2 separate regions of the Homo sapiens genome follow, and region 1 is linked to region 2. The links are chromatin loops, found by intact Hi-C in ENCODE. Cell type or tissue: dorsolateral prefrontal cortex. All regions are shown on one strand. Each heading gives the region's core, and the rest is flanking DNA. Links, peaks and the distances in the headings are about the cores only.

Evidence for each region. Hi-C counts contacts between places; a loop is a spot of excess contacts. Peaks named below come from ENCODE experiments on the same cell type or tissue, not always from the same donor. Only the 100,000 strongest peaks of a DNase experiment are listed, where the experiment ranks them.
Region 1: a loop joins it to region 2, with 3 times the contacts of the local background. A loop is called at or near these places in 41 of 110 quality-filtered maps.

What each region holds. Positions count from the first base shown.
Region 1 is chr4:1,355,348-1,357,847 of GRCh38, reverse strand. The region is part of intron 7 of UVSSA (UV stimulated scaffold protein A); the gene reads right to left. Among named protein-coding and RNA genes, the nearest start is that of UVSSA, 9.4 kb to the right of the region's middle. In dorsolateral prefrontal cortex, for the core only: CTCF peaks have their summits at 1,246 and 1,454 (motif pointing left); DNase peaks (open chromatin) are centred at 374 and 1,447.
Region 2 is chr4:1,509,317-1,517,898 of GRCh38, reverse strand. No RefSeq gene overlaps it. Among named protein-coding and RNA genes, the nearest start is that of NKX1-1, 110 kb to the right of the region's middle. RefSeq lists an enhancer at 5,194-5,844. In dorsolateral prefrontal cortex, for the core only: CTCF peaks have their summits at 4,350 and 4,549 (motif pointing right); a DNase peak (open chromatin) is centred at 4,658; H3K27ac peaks cover 1,179 bases; H3K27me3 peaks cover 1,899 bases.

The sequences.
Region 1 (2,500 bases), core at 1-2,500, 160 kb after region 2:
AGGCCCTGAATATAGCATCCCTGAGGCAGGAGGGGCTAGTGCTGCCTCCAGAAGGGCACGGCCAGCAGGAGCCTGCAGCCTGCAGAGGTCTGGGAGGCCAGCACTCCTGAGCCCACACACGGCAGGAGCCAGGCTGAGCTGAACACTCATGAAGAGCACGCAGGGTCCCTGGCACACAGGGGGAGTCTGCATCCACCAGGGTGAGGTGGAGATGTGGGTGCAAGTCAGCCATGGCTGGGAGCCTGCAGGCCTCGCTGGTACCGTGGCCGCGCTGAATTAGAGTCCTGACTCGGGGAACGGCAGCTCCTCATCCTCACCCAAGCAGGCCGAGCTGCCAGCAGTCCCGGAGGCTGCCCAGATTCACTTCCACCAGCCAACCCCACTTGGAGGGCATCCCAGATGCTGTAGAGCTGTGAGATGCAGGCAGGGGTAGCACCAGGCATTCCAGAAGGTTCCACTGCCAGAATCTCAGGCCAAGAAGAGCCACCTGGCTGCCCCAGCCCCAGCACTGCTGCTGGTACTAAAGGACTGTGCCAGCTGGAGGGGCCCAGGCCTGATGAGACCAGACCATGCCACCCATCAGCCCCCCTCTGCTCTGTGGACCCTCACCAATAACCAGCTGGAGGGGCCCAGGCCTGATGAGACCAGACCATGCCACCCATCAGCCCCGCTCTGCTCTATGGACCCTCACCAATAACCAGCTGGAGGGGCCCAGGCCTGATGAGACCAGACCATGCCACCCATCAGCCCCGCTCTGCTCTATGGACCCTCACCAATAACCAGCTGGAGGGGCCCAGGCCTGATGAGACCAGACCATGCCACCCATCAGCCCCGCTCTGCTCTGTGGACCCTCACCAATAAGCCAGCTGACCCAGGGGTTGCCACTGCCAGGCAAAGGCCCACCGGCCACCTTCAGACAAAACTGTCTGCAGACTGCAGAAGCCGTGCCAGGTGAGTCCAGGGCAGCAGGTGCACCGGTGCAGTGCCTGGTGCAGGGTCTCAGCGTGAGGCTCCAGCAAGCCTTGCCCATGCCGTGGAGACCGGGCAGTGACCTTGAAAGGGCCTCAATGTGAGCCACAGGGAAGTGCCCGTGACCCCAGCCGGCAGCCCCCACGCAGCCCACTAGGCAACAGTGACAGGGGCTGGCATAGGGGCCCGGTCCTGCGGCTGCCATCCTGTGGGCCCAAGTGTGCTGGGCATGGGCAGTGGGCTCACCCTGATCTTGACATGCTGACGGCACTCACCATCTTCCTCCCAAGCCTAGACCAGCATCCTTTCGCATTGCAAAAAGTATATTTTCGTCACAACTCACAGAAGTATTTCCTTGTGGAGCAAGGTGTTGACCAGCACCCACAAACGCGGCCACACACCAGCGGCGAGGCCAGTGGGCTCCCACATGTCTATAAATTCTCCGGGAGTCAGTTTCGGACTTAAAGGAGAAAAGCAAGCTCGCCCTCTGCTGGCCCCTGGGGGGGCTGCACACCACCACGTTGGGGACGCGGGGCCACTGACCTGGGGAAAACGACAGGCTCAGCATTTAATCGAGAGGAGCTTCCCCACCCCCCAACTTCCAAGGCCCCGCACGTCTGCTGCTGTGGAACCCAACCTCTTCCTCAGCAAGGAGCACAGTGTCACTTCCACCCCAAAGCTTTCCTTAAAGTGGGGAGAGCCAAAAGGCCACCATCTCCTAGGCCAGGGCTGGATTTGGGGTCCGAGCTCAGGGGTGTTGGGGTTCAGGGCTTGGGTTCCTGAAGGGAGAGGTGCCTGAGAGACAGCACTGCTGTGGGAGCTCAGGGTGGCCGCTGTGTACCTCCAGTCCTAAGGCCCGACTGTGCTGGGTGCTGCCGAGGACGTCTGCAGAGGACCCCAGCTCTCAGGCCCCTCCAGGCACCGAGGCCCAGATTTCCATTCCATGCTCAGCCAGTTCAAGGTCCCTGGCACAGCAGTGTGCTGGGCACCCCCACCCTCGAACGGCTCCGACACACCCAATGCGACGGTCTCTGCTCCCAGCTTCACCCACCAGAGGCACCCCAAACCTCCCTCCAGCCTCCAGCCCCTCGCGGCAGCCCTGCCCCTTCTAACCCCGTGCTCCCTGCTCAGGGAAGTGCAGTGCCCCCATGACCCTCCCAAGCCCCTCGCAAGGCCCAGCAGACAGTAACCCAAGTCTTCACCCCAAGTGGGCACCAGTGCCCGCGCTGACCCTCCTGGCCGTCTGAGGGTTTGCCGAGGGTCTCTCCTCTGGTGGATACAGTGCCTGCCAGGACAGGTGCCGCACTGCTGATGACTCCCTAGAAGGAGTCACGGGGGGGACAGCCTGACTGGTGGCTTCCTGGAGGCGCGCACAGCACTCAGCACTTCTGCTCAGCTACCATACACGGCAGCCGGGCAACACCCGACAGCTGCACTGTCCCCTCTGCCATGGTGATGACCCTGGGCTCACAGGAAGCCCTCGCTGGGGAGGCAGGTCCTGCTGAGGCTGAGTGGGCTTGGGGTGTGGCTG
Region 2 (8,582 bases), core at 3,492-5,991:
GCCGTAGGCTCAAATTCACCAAGTGCTGCCCGTCCAGGGGCTGGTGCCACCGGAGAGGCTCACTGACTGCCCCTGTGACTGGTGAGCTCGAGGCAGGGGTGTAGTCTGCCCACCAGAGGACCTATGTTGCTCCCAGACAGACCGTTCACAGCCCTCTGGTGTGGATGGGGCTGCTCGTACATCACAGTCCTCAACACCCGGGTCTCTGGGCTCAGCCCTAACTGTCGGCCAGGGGGTGGGGGGCTCATCTGTGAGGAGCAGTTTTTGTCCCACAGGAGTGAGTGAGGGGTCTGAGAAGATGTCGTGAAGACAGGGCGAGAAACAAAAGTTTCATTTCAACTGGCTGACACTTTTACAGAAGCAAATATCAGCGACCCAGTGACAGGTGGTGGGTGTCCCTGAGACCCCTGGTGGGAGCTCTGTGGGTCACAGTGGCCACAGGGTCTGACCCCAGTCACCCACTGGGGGCCAGTCGCTCCCCAGAGCCACCATGGTGTGGGTGTGCCGGGGGGTTCTGCCTAGATGCCCAGGACAGCCCTGAACAGCCGCAGTGCCTGACACTGCAGAGAGCAAGCGTCTCCACCCAGGGCTAGCCCAGGTGGGTGGCACCTGTGGCTGCTGGTGGGCGGAGGGCTGGAGCCTGTTCTGGCCACTGCTGGCTGACTTCACTGCATGGGAGAAGGGCGCGGACCCTCCCGTGGTCCAGCTCCAGGGGCAGGATCGTCGCTGTTACCCAAGGCCAGCGGTGGCCTCAGACACAGCTAGGTGCAGAGATGCTATACTATACTCCCCGCTGCCTCCCTCCCCTGAGGAGGGGTGGCAGAGGGCCCAGGAAGATGCCTGGGGCTGAGAGGGAGAAGGCCAGCGGGACACCAGGAGCAGGGGACCTGAACCCCACATGCTGAACCCCTCAAGCCTCAGGTGAGTCCTGGCCCAGCCAGCCTGGCTTACAGATACACCCCGAGGGCACCCCTTCCCTCACTGTTGACCCACTCCAGGAGAGGACGCATCAGATAACCCCGTAAATCACACGTCAAAACACTTTTTAAAGGAAACCGCTGAAGAGACAGCGTTTCCTCAGCCTGGTGAAGACGCATATAGCAAAATCTATGTAAGAAAGCCGGCTACTTAATCACGGAGACGAAGAGCCTCTGCGAGAGATTGTTCTGCTTAAAAAATGTGGTGGCGACTTGCAAATATGTTTTTAGAAGCAATTTTATTACAAACTGTCCCATCGGATAGCGCCTGGAAAGTTATGGGGAGCTGTGTTCATTCTTCAGACGCTGGGACAGCAGCGGGAGGTTGTTACAGGAGGATTTATTCCAGCAGAGCTGGGGAGGGGCCCAGGCCAGGTGTCGAGGGGACAGGCTCCATCTGGGTCTGTGTCCTTCCCAAGGGGCCAGGTAGAGGGTCCCTGCCAGCCCCTCCCCTACTCAGTGCCTGGCCCCTCTGCCTCCCTCCTTGCTGGTGCCCCAGTAGAGGGGCCCTGGGAGTGAGGAGCTGCCGTCTGGAGGGAATGCACAGATCGCAAAAGGCCGGAGGGAGGCCCAGGCTCAGGGACACGGCACCCACAGTCTGGCTGACGGAGAGACGTGAACACAGCCACAACTCACAGAACACTTCAGAGGGACTCAGGCCCCAGCAGGAAGAAGCAAATCACAAGAAGCCCCTGGTGTGGCCCAAGAATTTCTCTTTTTTCTAAGTCAGGTGTGAGACCTGGAGTCCACAGGGACTGTGTGGGGTCTCTGACCTCTTCCTCCTGGCTGGAGGGGGCTGAAGCCAGAAGACACTCTCTGCTCCTTCTGCATTCTCCTCATCACAGTGTCTGCCTGGCAGCTCTGAGATGGCCCCAGGGATGCACACCCCTACGGAGTCCCCTCCCCTGGAGCGGGGCTGCGCCTAGCAATGCTTCTGGGTGATGTGGCAGGTGGGGAGGCAGCTCCTCTGAGAGGAGGCTGTAGAAAAGAGCATGCCTCTGTCTTGGGTGCTGGCTGGATTTCTCCCTCGCCTTCCTCCCCTCCCTGACCCTATCTCTCTCTCATCACTTCCCCTTGGGGGAAGCCAGTGGCTGGAGTGAGTCCACTCAGACAGCCTATGGAGAAGCCCATAGAGGCAGGAAACCGACATCCCTGGGGTATAGGCAGTGAACGTCGGTGGCTTGCCAACAGCCTCGGGATGTTCTTGGGAATGAATCTACCACCAGTCAGGCTTTGAGATGCCTACAACCATGGCTGACAACTTGACTGCAGTTTCACCAGAGACCTTGAGCCAGAACTACACAGTTAGGCTGCTCTCAAGTTTCCGAGGGTCCCTCAGTAACCGCGCAGGATAATAAATATTTGTGATTTTTAGTTACTATGTTTTCAGGCAATTTGTTATACAGCAATAGATAAGTAATACAACTAACCACCATAATCATCATGACCATCATCACCATCACCATCATCACCACCATCACAACCATCACCATCACAATCATCACCATCACTATCACAGTCATCACCATCATCACCATCACCATCACAATCATCACCATCACCACCATCACAATCATCATCATCATCACCATCACAATCATCACCATCATCACCATCACAGTCATCACCATCATCACCACCATCACCACTGTCATTATTATCACCAGCACCATCATCTCCACCACCACCACCACCATCACAATCACCACCATTGTCACCACCATCACCACTGTCATTATTACCATCACCATCACCATCATCTCCACCATCACCATCATCACCATCACCACCACCACCATCCATCACCATCATCACCGCCATCACCATCATCTCCACCACCATGATCGTCACTACCATCAATATCACATCATCACATCAGTATAATCATCACCGTCATCACCACCATCACCAGTGTCATCTTTGTCACCATCACCATCAATAACATCACCGCCATCACCATCACCATCATATCTCCACCACCACCATCACTATCACCACCATCACTATCACCATCATCACCATCACCAATACCATCACCATCATCACTGTCACTATCATCATCACCATCATCATCACCACCACCATCGTCACTACCACTATCATCCCCATCACCACCATCACCATCTCCACCATCACCATTGTTACCATCATCACCACCACCATCGTCATCACTATTACCACCATCACCACTATCATCACCATCACCATCATTGTCATCACCACCACCATCACCACTACCTTTATCATCACCACCATCACCATCACCATCACCATGACTACCATTACCATCATCACCACCATCACCACCACCATCATGACCACTACCACCACCATCACCTCAGTGTCACCACCATCACCATCATCACCATCACCACTATCACCACCAACCACCACCACCATCACTACCATCACTACCACCATCATTACCAACATCACCTCCATCATCATTGTCACTATCACTATCATCACCACCATAACCGTCATGACCATTACCATATCACCATCATCACCATCACCACCATCACCATCATGACCATCACCATCAACTGCCATCACCATCAACCACCATCACCATCATCACTACCATCACTACCACCATCATTACCAACGTCACCTCCATCATCATTGTCACTATCACCATCATCACCACCATAACCATCATGACCATTACCATATCACCATCATCACCATCACCACCATCACCATCATGACCATCACCATCAGCCATAACCATCATCACCATCACCATCATCATCAACCATCATCATCACCACCAGCATCACCATCATCACCATCACCACCACCATCATCCTCATCACCTCCACCATAGCCATTGCCATAATCATCATCTCCTTTCTTCCTGGTCCACAGCTCTTTTCACATCTGGTCTCTTAATAATCAGAACAGTCATGCAAGAGGAGGAAACTGGGACTCAGAGCTGGAGCAACTTCCTTACGGCCACCCAGCAGACATGGCAAAAACCGAGCTGAGGCCAAGTCTGTCGAACTCCAGCTGCTCCAAGGCTCAGGACAGGCGTGTGCTGGCCCATGTTCCCTGGAGGGCTCTTTAGTCCAAGATGGAAGAGTATGGCCACCCAGCTGGGACCAGCAAAGAGAGGTAGGAAGGGTGGGGTGATGAGGGAAGAGCTTCCTCCCAGCCTCACCCTTGAGCCTCAAGGACTGCTTTCCAGAGACCCGGCTCAGGCAGCCCTCACTCCCCAGACCCCCTCCATGTTCTGGTCCTATAAAGAAGGCCGGGCTCAGGCAGCCCTCACTCCTCAGTCCCCCTCGCTGTTCTGGTCCTATAAAGAAGGCCGGAAGCCCGGGCCCTGCCGGGGTCAGCAGGGGTGCCTGTGTGGGCAGCCTGGGGTGTGGGGAGCCAGACCATTTGTGAGTGTCCAGGCTGAACATGACGTTCAGTGTCCAGAGAGGCTGCAGGCGACGGCGCCATGATGGGAGAAGAGGCTGGCGGGCAGGGACTTGGAGGGCGGGGACCTCCAGGCGGGCTGCGGCAGCGGGAAGGGGCCCCAGCGGCTCCGGCGCCGCGCACGGGAGGGGAGGGCCCGCCGCCAGGTGGCGCCTCGCCCTGCTCCACCGATGTGGCCGCGGCTCCCAGCTCCCGGCGGCCCGGCCCCGCCGCCTCCCCACGGCCGCACCTTGCACCGGCACCGCGGATGGGCCCAGTTTCTACGGCAGCGGCGGTCGGCAGTCGGGCTGGGGCTGCCAGCGCGGGCCGCACCCTAGGGCGCACCCCGCTCATGCGCTCCACAGCGCCGCGTGCCCTGCGGCCGTGCTGGGACCCTCCTGGGGCGGTGCTGGGACCCTCCTGGGCGGTGCTGGGACCCTCCTGGGCGGTGCTGGGACCCTCCTGGGCGGTGCTGGGCGGGTCGGGGGGAGGGGGTGCGGGGGCCGGGCTGGGGCCGTGCTGGGCTATGCTGGGGCCGTCCTGGAGCTGTCCTGGGGCCCTGCTGGGCGGCGTTGGGCTGTCCTGGGCTATGCAGGGGACGTCCTGGGGCGGTGCAGGAGCCGTGCTGGGGCCGGGGCTGGACCCGTGCTGGGCTGTCCAAGGCTCGGGGACTGCCCGCACTGGCGCTGCCCCAGGGACCTGGTCCCTGACCCCTGGCTTCCCCGCTGAAGCCCGCCTGGCAGGCCTGTCGCCCCCACGGACATCGGCCCGGACCTGTGGCGCGCTCGGTCCCCATCAGGCCTGACAGTGTGGCCCTTTACCCAGGGCCGCTAATTGATAACACTTAATTAATCTGCCCAGGAGAGAGATCAAATGGGGCTGGGTCCCGGCGGCCGTGTATTGACCCGGTTATTTCAATTAACCGCGGGGCCAGGGACTGCTCTGCTGAGCCCACCCCAGCTGCCCCCGGCCCGATCCCCGATCTGTCTGCGGCCCAGGCCCCACCCCGGCGCCCCGCTCGGGGTCCATGGCCGGCAGCTCCAGGACCGCAAGGCTGCGCCTAAAGGAGCTGCTGCTTGCAATTAACTGCTTTATTTAGGGCATTTTTTTTTTCTTCAAACAGCAATTAGATTTCTGTAGGCTTTGGAGAAAGCAAATGACCAGCAGCAAGACACCTTATAAATCAGGCCCTGAGGGTGGGCGAAGCCCCACTTTGGCAGGTGGCTGGCTGCCCTGCAGGGGCGTGGATGGGAGGGCTGCGCCCAGAACTCCCTCGGGGCCTGTGTGGGCTGGAGCCACGGTCTCTGCCCTGGAAAGGAGAGTTTCGGGAGGCCTTGGGTGCTGGCACCCTATTAAATTGCAAAGCACCCACCCTCCCCTGTCCCGCTACCCTGCCCTTCCTCCCTCATTCCCTCTCACCTCCCCCATCCACCCCCCACCCTTCCTCTCCTCCCTCTCTCCTTCGCCTTCCCTCTCCTCCCCTACTCCCTTCCTCCCTATGCCCGCTCTGTTCCTCCTCCCTATGGAGCTATGATTGGACAGCCTAGGCCATGTGCCCATGTGTGGACCAATTACTATAGTTAGACAGATGGGGCACCATGATTGGACAGCCTAGGCCATGTGTCTGTCCCTGGACCAATCACTGTGGTTAGACATATGGAGCACTATGATTGGATGGCCTGGGCCATGTGCCCACTCCTGGACCAATCACTGTGGTCGTAAAGATGGGGTACTGTGATTGGACAGCTTAGGCCATGTGCCTGGCCCTAGACCAATCCCTGCGGTGGGAGAGATGGGGCACTGTGATTGGCGGCCCTCCTGACGGGGCTGGGGGACCGCTCTGGGGCGGGAGCCACAGCATCCAATGGGGCAGGGGTCGAGGCCGCCCCAGCTGCCTTGATGGCGGTCGTGGGACCCTGGGCGCTGAGCTGGGGCGCGGGCAGCCTGAGTCTGTTAGTCTCTGAGGCCCAGCCACGGAGGCCGCGCTCCGGAACCCTTGAAAACCTCGGGCCCAGCGACAGCCAGTCCCAGCTCCGGGATGGCCATTCCTGTTCTGTCCCCCTTCCTTTCCGGTTCCCAAGTGGCTGTGGTCTCCGGAGGCCCAGTGCAGACTCCTGGTGGCAGGGACTGGGGCGGAGAGCAGGCAGCGACTGCGGAATGGGAACAGGGCTTCCTCTTTGTCGAAGTCAAAATAAAACGTAGATGAATCTCTATGTTTCGTGTGTTTTATTTGAGAGGAAGGAATTGCAGTTCGGGGCACACACTCAGACCAGGGGCGCTCCCCATCTGAGAATAAAAACAAGGCTGCAGCTCAGGAAACAGGAAGGTCACCTGTGGCCCCGAGGACGTCGGGCATTGGAAAAGCTCGGGCCCGCAAGTCCCCACTGCTGGGCCAGGCCGGGCAAAGTCGGCCCCGGAGTTGCGGCCCTGATCGCAGTTGCTGCAGATGAGGCTGCCTTCAGGTGACAGCAGTTTCAGCAGCTGGACTTGCAGAGAATCACATTCCTAGAGGAATGTCTTGCACCCCGAGTGCTTTTCCCTCAGCCTCCTACTCTCATGTAGTTGGGTGTGACAAGAATGACCCAATTTGTAAGATCAACTTTCACAGGGTGAGGAAAATGTTCTGGAATTAGGCCGCGATGATGGTTTCACAACCTTATAAATACACTAAAAATCACAGAATTGCATGCTTTAAAATGGTTAATGTCATGTTATAGTTCAATTTGAAAAAGCAGTGGAAAATTTCTTACGAATTAATACTAAGAGAAACAACCCAATTCAAAACACACCAAAGATTTGAGGAGACGTTCTTACCAGAGAAGATACACAGCTGGTAAGTGAATACATGAAAAGATGCTCGACATTGCTAATTATCAGGAAAACGCAGGTTAAAACCGCACAAAGCTGCCACTGTGCACCTATTGGAGCAGCTGAAATTACAAAGACCAACCTTGCCAAGTGCAGGTGAGGACACGGGGGAGTGTGCGTGCATCGCGGTGGGGAGTAAAGTCGAACCGCCAGTTTAGAAACCAGCTCGGCTGTTTCTTTAAAAATTACATATACATCTACCCTACAATTTCACCATTCCACTCCTAGGCATTTACCCAGGGGAAATGAAAGTGCATGTCCACACAAAGACTTATACTTGAAGTGCATTGAACTTTATCTGTAACAGCCCCAAACTGGAACTACCCATATGTCCATCAAAAGGTGAATTGTAAACTGTATCACTGTGTATCATAACCACACAATGGAGTACTGCTCAGCTCAGCAACAAAACAGAACTACTGTTACTCAAGACGACATGAATGGATTACAAAATAATTGTGCTGCGTGAGAGAAGCCAGAGGGGAAAAGTGTACATTTGTACAAAATTCTAGACAGTGAAACTTAATCTACAGTGACTAAAGATGAGTGGTTGCCGGGCTCAGAGGAAAGGTGGAGAGGAGGTGTCAGGAAGGGACAGAAATGACTTCTGGGGGTGACCAGAATGTTTGTGTCCTGGGTCCTGGGGATGTTCTTGCTGGCATGGACGCATGGACACATGTCAAAACCCATAACATTGTACATGTTAAATATGTGAGGTTTGTTGTATGCCAATGATACTTTGATAAAGCTGTTTTTTTAAAAGGAGCCCATCCCTGGGGCTGCCCTGCTGTCCCTGGTCAGCTGCTCGTGTCCCTTCATAGGACAGGCAGGTGAGCACTGGATGAACCCGCAGCCCTTGGAAGGCCTTGAGCCTCTCCACTCCTCCCTGGCACTGAAGCTGGGCCTCCCTCCCGAGCCCCAAAAGCTAGGGGATGTGCAGATACCGAGATAAATGAATCCCAGCCAGCAGGCATGGGCAGGGAACACCCCGGGGACGAGGGGCAGCACGGAGCCCACAGAGGATGGGGGCAGCCAGGACTGCACAGTGGCTGAGACGGGGGAGGGTCAGGTCTGGTGTGTGGGCCTCTGGGGCAGGGCCTGGGCTCTGAGCATGGTCTCCCCCTTCCACTATCCATGCCCAGCCCCTGATGCCTGTGCCCTGCCTGCTGTCTCCACCTCCAGGGTGCCACGGATGTGGCCCAGGGCCGGCCTCGAGCCTCAGGTCTGCTACTTGCCCTGGGGGAGTATATACCTCACTCCCTGGCCTCAGTTTCCCTGCTTTTAAAAGGAGACCCCATGGGCTGTCTGCTCTTGACCAATGGGAGGCAAGCA